2 separate regions of the Homo sapiens genome follow, and region 2 is linked to region 1. A link is a loop called in an ENCODE intact Hi-C map of the cell type or tissue named here. Cell type or tissue: endothelial cell of umbilical vein. All regions are shown on one strand. Links, peaks and the distances in the headings refer to the core of each region. The heading gives the core; the rest is flanking DNA.

Region 1 (4,641 bases), core at 280-4,279:
TAGAAAATATAAAAAAATTTATAATATTGAAATGTGTACAGAGGAAAGAAAAGAAGAAATAATCCAAATTCATTTAATGAAGCCAATGATTAGGGAAAAAAGGTCTGATAATGTTGGCACAAAATTTAAATTACCACTACTTATGACTCTGGATACAAACATTATCCAATGAAATATTAACGAATAGCTTATGCCCATTAGAGATTTATTTAAGGAGTGCAAAAATGATTCACAATTAATGATATCAATCACAATAATAGTCAATTAATTAAATCATTAATATAATTCAAAATATTTCATCAAAAGAGAAAAGTTATATGAATAATTAGATACTGCTGAAAGGGCATGCTTTTTAAGTTCTGTATTAATGTAATTTTCAGAATACAGAGTGCTAACCATTACACCATGGAACCCTCATTAATGTATTTTTCAAGAAATAAAAAGTTAATTATAAATGTACTTTAAATACAGTCTGTTAACAAGCAGTGATCCCAGAAAATAGCCTCGTTACAGAAAGGAGGCATGATGAAAAATAGTGCCAGGCAGGAAGGCAGGAAGCCTGGGTTCTAGATTTACAACTCCAGCCAGCTAGGTTTACATCACCTCCACTGAACTGCAGGCTCATATGTTCACCTGCCTTCCTGCCACCTCCACTGGAATATCTGTTAGGCTCCTCAAATGTAACATGTCTAAAACCAAACTCTAGATTCCTTAACCCAAAGCTATACCCCTCCCAGTTTTCCCAATCTTAGTACATGGAAAACTCATTCCTCCCATTGCTTGGGCCAAAATGCTTGTTTCTCTTTCTCACACCCCATATCCAATCCATCAGCAAATCCTGTTGGCTCTACTTTTGAAACATAACACAAATCTCCACTTCACCCTAGCTCCATTTGCTACCACATTTGTCCAAGCCACTGTGATCTTCTAAAGCCTCCCAGGGGAGCTCATCGTCTCCTCCCTTGCCTCTCCACAGGCTACATTCTACACAGCACCCAGGGCAGCCTCTCCTTTTCGTTTCTGAAGTATAAGTCAGATCACATTAGTTATTTGTTCAAAACCCTCCAAAGGCTTCCTTCTCACCCATAATAAAATCCCTAGTCCTCACCATGTCCAACAAGGCCTCATGTACTTGGGTTCCCCTTCATGCTCTCCCACTGTTATTTAAATCTTATCTCCCACCTCTCCATACTAGGCACATTCCACCCTCAGCACCACATCTTTGGTTAATGCGATCCTCTGCTTGCAGCCTTGGTGTTTGCTGGTCCCTCTGTGTGGAATGCACTTTTACCACATACCTATGTGGCTCACTCCCTCTGTTTTCTCAGGCCGTATCTAAATTATCGCCTTGTCAGAGGGGCTTCCCTCGCTTCCCTTTTGAAAAATCACCCCTAGTTACTTTGTCCCCTTATCCTTTCTTTTTCTCCTCAGCACTTTCACCATCTGACATATAATAGTGTTTGTCTCCTCCAACTAGAATGTAAGCCCCAGGGACAGCAGAAATCAAGTAAGCTTTTGTTTACTGCTCTATCTCTAATGCCTAGAATAAATGGTTTTCATCCTGCTCTAATTCATTGTGAGCCCTTTTGATTTACAGTTTCTTCATTTGTAAAATGAGGGAGATCAAACGATAGGATATTTTTAGCAAGACAATTATAAAATTTTTGTGATTTAAAAATAAGAGTTCTATTTGTCATTGTAAAAATTCCACGACATGAAACTACTTAAGAAGACAAAATCATTTGAAGTCTGCTACTTACTTTAAGGGTAACAGCTGCTGCCTTGATGATAAAATCATTTACTGATACTTTAATGTCATCTGAAAGAAAAATAAGGTTAGTAAAATTAGTATTCCTAATATAACTTTAACATTGACCATTACAACTTCAAACTTGTAAATTATGGAATGTACTGACAAACAATGATAAAAAATTACAAGCTTTTGTTTGCTTAGTCAATAAGGTTCCCATGATTAGAAAAACTTGCATTATATGAGGTCCTGGATCAATAATATTAACCATGAATGTAAGTTTACTTCTGGGCCTTGGTTATCAATTTTTTAAATTGCTTAGATATCATACACAAGAACCTGAAGGACCCATTACAAGCATAATCAGAAAAAAAGAACTAACTCCTATGTCTCGAAAAAGACAAATGATCTCTCTGTGGTGTGTGCAGTCAGGAAGTTTACAAGATGATTCATTTTCTTCCTCGTTCTTTTCAAATACCCTTATTCTCTGTATGCTTTATAACATACTGATTATACTAGAACAGTGATACATGTAGGTACTTTATATATAAACAGTTATATATACACATATGGGAAAGTGTTCGAAAATTTCTTTTTACTAATGGGGTGTAGGTGAAAAAAAATTTAACTGCTTTTTAACTTAACAAAACAGGATATAACAAAAGCCAAAGATGAAGCAATGCTGGCATAGGTCCTAGTGTGATTAATAAAATGAGGTTCTCCATCCATAGTTTTATGGTGAATGCATTTGAATCAATTTCTTTCCAGTATACATAATGATTTTAAGATAAAGCTGGGGTCCTCCCACTTCCTACGAGCTGATCATAACTAAAGTATTTGTTTATGTCTTTGCATTTGCCACTGGGTATAACAGTGTTAGAAAATGTAAACAACACTTGATTCTTTCTTGCAAGAGCTTATAGAAAAAGACTCTAAGATCTAGATCTAGTCAGTGGTATGTGGCAAAAAACCTATCCTATTACTAAAGTATCACGGAATTTTAGGTGAATAACAGCTCATTCCAAAGGCATCCTGGAGACTACAGAAAGGGATTAGATGAATTACCATAAACCTAAATACTGTCAAACTGTCACGATAACTGTCAGCTGCAAAGTATCAAAGCTCCTCTAATTCAGAATTCCAGAAATATATAAACATTTTTGCTTAAAACCCCTTTAGGAATAGAAATATAAATGGACTTACAGTGCTTACAAGCTTTTAATGATAACCACATAGAAAGATTTGGTTTGTACAAATTCAAATGTAACAGTTCATGAACTTACTCTGCTTACCTTTCATGGCTCTCTCAGCTTTCTCTTCACTTTATCTACTTACCCACAGGTATTCACAGTGAAGACTTCTAAAACCATCTGCCAGCTAATGACCCCCAAACCTACCACCTAAGTCCACAGTCCTCACTTAAAATTCTGTATTCAGCATACTCCCACATTTAGGAACATTCTTGAGTTGAATGAAATATATTCTTTTACTGGCTCCTATGTCACTATACTCTCCTGGTTTTCTTCCACTTTCTGCCCACTCACTCATTTTTATTCCTTTCCTCTCAATGTTGGCATCTCCCCAGGCTAGAAGTTCCAGTTCCAATTCCAAGGTTTTGATACCATTTATATAATGATGACTCTTCCAAATTCTACCTCTAATTCTGAGATACTGAGGCTTCAGACTTGTATATCCAACTTCTCACATGAAATTTCTACTTGCATCGCTTACAAGCATCTCAAATCTAACATGTGTAAAGTAGGTTTCTCTTTGAATTCCTTTATTTTTAACTCTTTATAATGGAGATTTTCCAAACATATTGAAAGGAGATGCTGTTACATTTACTGAGTAGAAAACAGTTTGTAAGGTAATATCAAACATTCTCATTTACACATTGTCAAGACAGAAAAGCAAAGTGTGAAGCATGCATACAGAATGTTATGTATTGTAACTTTATATGAGAAAGAGGAGTGAAGATAGATAATGTGGGGTGTAAAGATTTTTAAGAAAATTCCTAATTACCAAGGTGTACCAAAACTGGACCATGCAAAGATAATAAACTAATCCATATCTCCTCTGAAATATTACTGTTTTCTGCCTTATTAGAGTAAGAAAACAGGAAAGTGATTCCCATATTAACCTCTATATCATGACTAAGCAAGTATGATCTGAGAACTACAGGAGTGTTTCCAGGGTTCATTTTTTAGAAACTTCTCACTTTCTTTAAAATAGCTTTCCATTTAGTTCCTTGAACTTTTAAAAGCTCTCAAGTTGTCTTTATATGAAATCTTGAAACTCTGTATATAAACTGATAAAAGTCCTGCTTTCACCTGGGATGTAGAAAGTTGCAAAAGAAAGCTGTTCCCATCCTGACAGGGTGAAAGAAAAAGCAGGATAAATTACAAAATCGTAACTTTTCTTGAGCTCATTAGGGAGCGGAGGTTACAAAGCAAACAGGTGAACTGAATGCCAAAGAGTGATAATCCACTCAGAGGAGAGACAAACACAGGAAGTAAATACCCACTGTCAGAGTACAGGAGTAAAGAGGGCAGAGTATGGTACAACATGCATAAACAGATGGCGACTAGCAGCAGAGAAATGGAAACTAAAAAAACATTCAATTGGAAATCCAGAGGGGAAAATCCATGCTAACCAAGATAAAAAATATATATTTTGCTAAGCTTTGCAGACACAGCTAAGAAATCAGTGAACTTGAAGCTAGGTAAACAAAAATTATCCAATATGAAACATAAAGAGAAAAAAGAATGAACAAAAAAAATAGAGCATTTAAGAGCTTTGGGCAATTCAAAAAGTCTAACATTTAAAATTGGAGCCCCAAAGAGAAACCACATGGAACAGAAGATATCATTAAAAATAACTGGAAATTTTTC
Region 2 (4,641 bases), core at 336-4,335, 100 kb before region 1:
CACACCCCCTAAAATCATCTTGGTTATCACCAGTAGTTCATTTCCCACTGCTTGGAAAATGTGGTCTAGAGAAAGGCCAAACGTTCACCACACAGAGAGACTATAAGTTTGTCTGCCCATGGAGGTTCCCTTCAGGTGGCTGTTATTCAGATGTGACTTAAGAGACCCTAAGTTTGACCCTCTTAACTGTATAGCTTGGACTAAAATTCAAAATGTAAGCTGTTTTATTCAAATGCAGTGGGGTCACTAATTGATTTACACACTCTCAGCTGTGCGAAAATATGCAGCTTCTTTGTTTTCTGTAACTGATCAAATCTTCCCTGTGCGCCCTTAACCCTGTGGAGAAACGAGGAAAAGACCAGACTTACACAATCAGGGACTCTTGGTCTCTTCCAGCATCCTTAAGTTCCCCAACGTTAGCACCTGTTTCTGTGGTTGGTGGGAGTGGCATTACCATGTGACTATGCATGTGGGAATCAGGTCCTATGCTAGTTCCCCTGAGGTGATCCTGGTTTAGGCCCTCCATTGGCATGCAATGGCATTCATAGCTGTGGAACACTGACAATGTCATTGTCCCTAGAAATCAAAGTCCTTGATCTCAGTGGCTTCCACTTCCCAACCTCAGGCCTCTACATTTTCAGCAATCTCCCTTGAATTTCCCTGACCTTTACCGGGGCCTGTAGAAACATAGGGAAACATCACATTGCTGTCTATGAAGGTTCCTCTGTCTGCTAATGCTGCACTATCTCATTCAAGCCATGTTAGACATGGTGCCAAGACAAATACGAGGCTTCTCCTAGGTGCTTTCAGCCTCCTCCAGGCCATGTGTGGGAAAGTATGTCACTTGCCCAATGTTCTTAGGTTCCTAATACCTTTCTAAATGCTTCTATAGCCCGCCCCCAACAAGGCTTGACCCCAAGGAAGAGTGGAGGCAAGACCCTAATATTTGAAGGTCACACTCTGCCTCTATTTCTTTCTCATTCACAATCTCTCTTGGGCAGGAAGGACTGAACTTAACCTTTTGTCCCCTTCCTTTCTGGTAAGAACTTTCCCCATAAAATTTATTTTCTTTTGTTAAAATGGCACCCATTCTGCCTGCTTCCTTGAAGCCATGATAGTGTGTCAGATGTGCTCTCAGGGAAGTGGCCAAGAAGGCAGAATTAGGAAAGCAAGAGGTTTCTTGGGTGTGTTAGTTCTGGCTGCTGTAACAAAGTATCACAGACTGGGTGGCTGAAACAACAGAAGTTTATTTTTCACAGTTCTGGAGGTGGAAGTCTAAGATCAGGGTGCCAACATGGTTGGGTTATGGTCAGGGCCCTCTTCTGGGTTGCAGATTCCAACTTCTCATTGTATCCTCCCATGGTGGAAAGAGTGAGAGAGCTCTCTGGGGTTCTTTTTTATAAAGGCACTGATCCCATTCACGAGGGCTGTACACTCATGACCTAATTGTCACCCAAAGTCCCCACCTGCTCATACCATCACCTTGGAGGTTAGGATTTCCACATATGAATTTTAGGGGACACAATCATTGAATCAATTGCATTGGGAAATGAAGACAAAATGGGGAGGAAACAGGATTGGACTGCATGAGCCTCAGAGCTCAGTGCAGACCTGACAAAGTTTTGGCTCACTTCATGGGCATTTCGAAAACAAATATTGCTCATTTGAGGAGCCCCATGTTGAAAGAAATGGCCAAGCCATAGCAACCCCTCTGTGCTCAGCCCTTCTCTGGGGGCTGCCCAAGAAGAGGATGGCCTGAGCTTCAAAGATGAGACAATGCTAAGGTGCAAACAGCTGGGGGCTGCAAACTAACTGCACTCCTTGCAGCTGAACAGCAAGTTCTTTCTCAGAGGGAGATCCTCATGGGTGCCTCCAATACTGTCACAGTGGTGGAAAGGTCACTAGAGAATGATTGGTAGGGAAGAATAATGAAAATCCCATCAGTTTAATGTTTTGTAAGTGTTTTTTACATATTGCCCAAGCTTCTAAAGTCATCACTGAGCATAATCTTTGCCCACATCCTCTTCACTGCAGGTGAGGTTTATCCACTGTGACCACAGCATACAGCAAGTTACACAGATTTGACTTCTCTTGAACCTTTCCCAAGAACATCTTCACAGAATATAGTGCTGGGGTGATGCCTGAAAACTGTGAGCGTGGTTCTCACAGAGTCTTCTGCTTTTTATCTCAGAGATTTCCATGAAACCCAAAAATCTCCATTTTAATTTAATGTTTGGAACCAGGAAGTGCCCAGCAGTTAATCTAAACCTGTTTTTACCACGACAGCATTCTGTGTACTGCCCGGGAAATGTCAATGGTTTGTTGATACCAAATTAATGATGCATATCTCTAGCAAAGAAATCTCCAGTGAGTCAGAAACCAATCGTCAAACTGTCCGTCCACCAGGTTTCCTTCCTGTGAGTCACTTTAAGAAGGTTGACTTCTTCTTTCTCTGTTTCCAGCCTTTCTCTGGTTTAATCAATGAGAGTTAAAGCCATATGATAATTCTTGGAAGTATTGACAGATGTGACTGGTCCTCCCTCCTGGACAAGCCTTGAAATGGAAGTGATAGAGAGGAGATAAAAGGAGGTGGGAAAGGAAGTATGTAGACAGAGGGAGAAACAAAAAGGACCAGAGGTCTAGAAATTTCTTACTGCCCCAGAAGTTAAAACATTGTTTTGTTAATCATAATTTATCACAAAGGTGGCCAGTTTCCGGGGAATTGTGTTGCCAGACAAAATGCGGGACTCTCACTGAAATTAGAATTTCAAATAATAAATAATTTTAGTATAATTATGTCCAATGCAATATTTCAGACAAACTTACATTAAATTTTTTTCTTTGTGTATCTGAAATTCAAATTTAACTAGGTGTTCTGTATTTTTATTTGCTAAATCTGACAACCATATCTGGGAGATATTTTAATTTCCATTGCATTCCTTTTGTTGATGAGTGTGATGAGCTACTATATTGAACAGGAAGTAGAGAGGATAGCGCCATCCTCTTATTGTCTAGCAGAAAGATCCAGGTTATTTGGACTTAATAGTTCCTTACTCCCGGGGCAGTCTCTGCCTTCCCAGCCCCACTCAGCACTGAGCATTTCAAACTGACCATTGGCTGAAACCCATCAGCCAATCATTGAAACTGGACTTGCTGTCCTTGCTTTGGAATTGTCTATATCTATTATAAGGTGCGCTTGGATTTCACAAGCCTAATGAGCCTCATTCTTGCCTTAATCCTCCCCATGTTTGTCCAATCAATAGGAGAGATCTTTTGCTTTGGTTTCTGCCTACACCTGGGGTCTTGGACTCTAGACTATTCAGATACGGTCTTGACATCCTGCCTAAACCTTGCCATTTCCTTCTTTTCAGTGGTTTCCCTCAGTCCATGATAAACATATCACTTGGAAACACAATACTGCCTCCAAGCCTCACCATCTTCTAGGACAGAGGTTGCCAAACATTTTCTGCAAAGGGCTAGATAGAGTATATTTTTGGCTTTGCAAACCCTGCAGTATCTGTCACAACTCCTCAATTCTGTCATTGTAACATGTGAACAGACATGTGCTTCTGTACAGCATTATTTATCAACAAGTAAAGCTGTGACAGGTCACGGGCTATGTTTGGCCCAAAGGCCAAAGTTTGTTAACCTCTGTTCTAGAAGAGCCTGGGATCTTGCCTTTCTTGCCAAAAAGTTTCCACTTAGTTATAGATGCTGGCCTATTAGCTCAAGGAGCCACGTATTGTTTACTTAATGTGATGCTGATGGCCTCTCTATGACTCCATCAGAGACCAGTCCTATTTTACAGCCTTGGCACCCTCATCTTGGGCTTGGCAGTTCCAAGCTTTCTTCTCTTCCCTCTACCAGCTTCTGAGGTCCCTGCATGACTTGCTGATGAGCACACTCAATAAGCCAACTTCTACTTGTTTCCACACTATAGCTAGGATCCACTACCCCCTTTATTTCCACAAATGCTACCTTACTTTGAGACTTAGTTGCCAATGCTTTGGACTGACTCTGTCTCATCTTTGTACTTCTACCTGAGAAATCTTCAACTGCTCATCACTGCTGATATGATTTCCTTTGCATAATAAGTCCATGAAACTACCCACCAGTGCTGAGAATGGTTTGCCTTATAATAGCTATGGATTTAAAGAAAAACCCTTCTCTCTCAAATGATTAAAAATACCTTGCAGTAGGACAAAAAACCAAACAATGCATGTTCTCACTCATAGATGGGAATTGAACAATGAGAACACCTGGACACAGGAAGGAGAATATCACACACCAGGGCCTGTTGTGGGGTGGGGGGAGGGGGGAGGGATAGCATTAGGAGATATACCTGATGTAAATGATGAGTTAATGGGTGCAGCACATCAACATGGCACATGTATACATATGTAACAAACCTGCATGTTGTGCACATGTACCCTAGAACTTAAAGTATAATAAAAAAATATATATATATATATATATACTTTGCCGTAACCAGGCAAAGGCAGCTAGTACACGGCTATAGGGATACATGTAAAGCACTTTAGCATGAAGAAAAATCAACATTATGAATTGTATTAATGTTGTTCTTAAAAGTAATTCTATGACCTTAGAACAACATTGCAATGGTGTGAAAATGCAAAGCAG

Evidence for each region. Peaks named below come from ENCODE experiments on the same cell type or tissue, not always from the same donor. Only the 100,000 strongest peaks of a DNase experiment are listed, where the experiment ranks them.
Region 2: a loop joins it to region 1, with 2.6 times the contacts of the local background. A loop is called at or near these places in 1 of 110 quality-filtered maps.

What each region holds. Positions count from the first base shown.
Region 1 is chr11:34,975,302-34,979,942 of GRCh38, reverse strand. It overlaps PDHX (pyruvate dehydrogenase complex component X), which reads right to left. Exons shown (of 11, transcript NM_003477.3): 8 at 1,761-1,819. Among named protein-coding and RNA genes, the nearest start is that of MIR1343, 36 kb to the right of the region's middle. In endothelial cell of umbilical vein, for the core only: no CTCF peak of the experiment used is centred there; DNase peaks (open chromatin) are centred at 2,192 and 2,402; H3K27ac peaks cover 3,397 bases.
Region 2 is chr11:35,075,584-35,080,224 of GRCh38, reverse strand. No RefSeq gene overlaps it. Among named protein-coding and RNA genes, the nearest start is that of CD44-DT, 60 kb to the left of the region's middle. RefSeq lists an enhancer at 2,082-2,131. In endothelial cell of umbilical vein, for the core only: no CTCF peak of the experiment used is centred there; a DNase peak (open chromatin) is centred at 2,374; H3K27ac peaks cover 1,082 bases.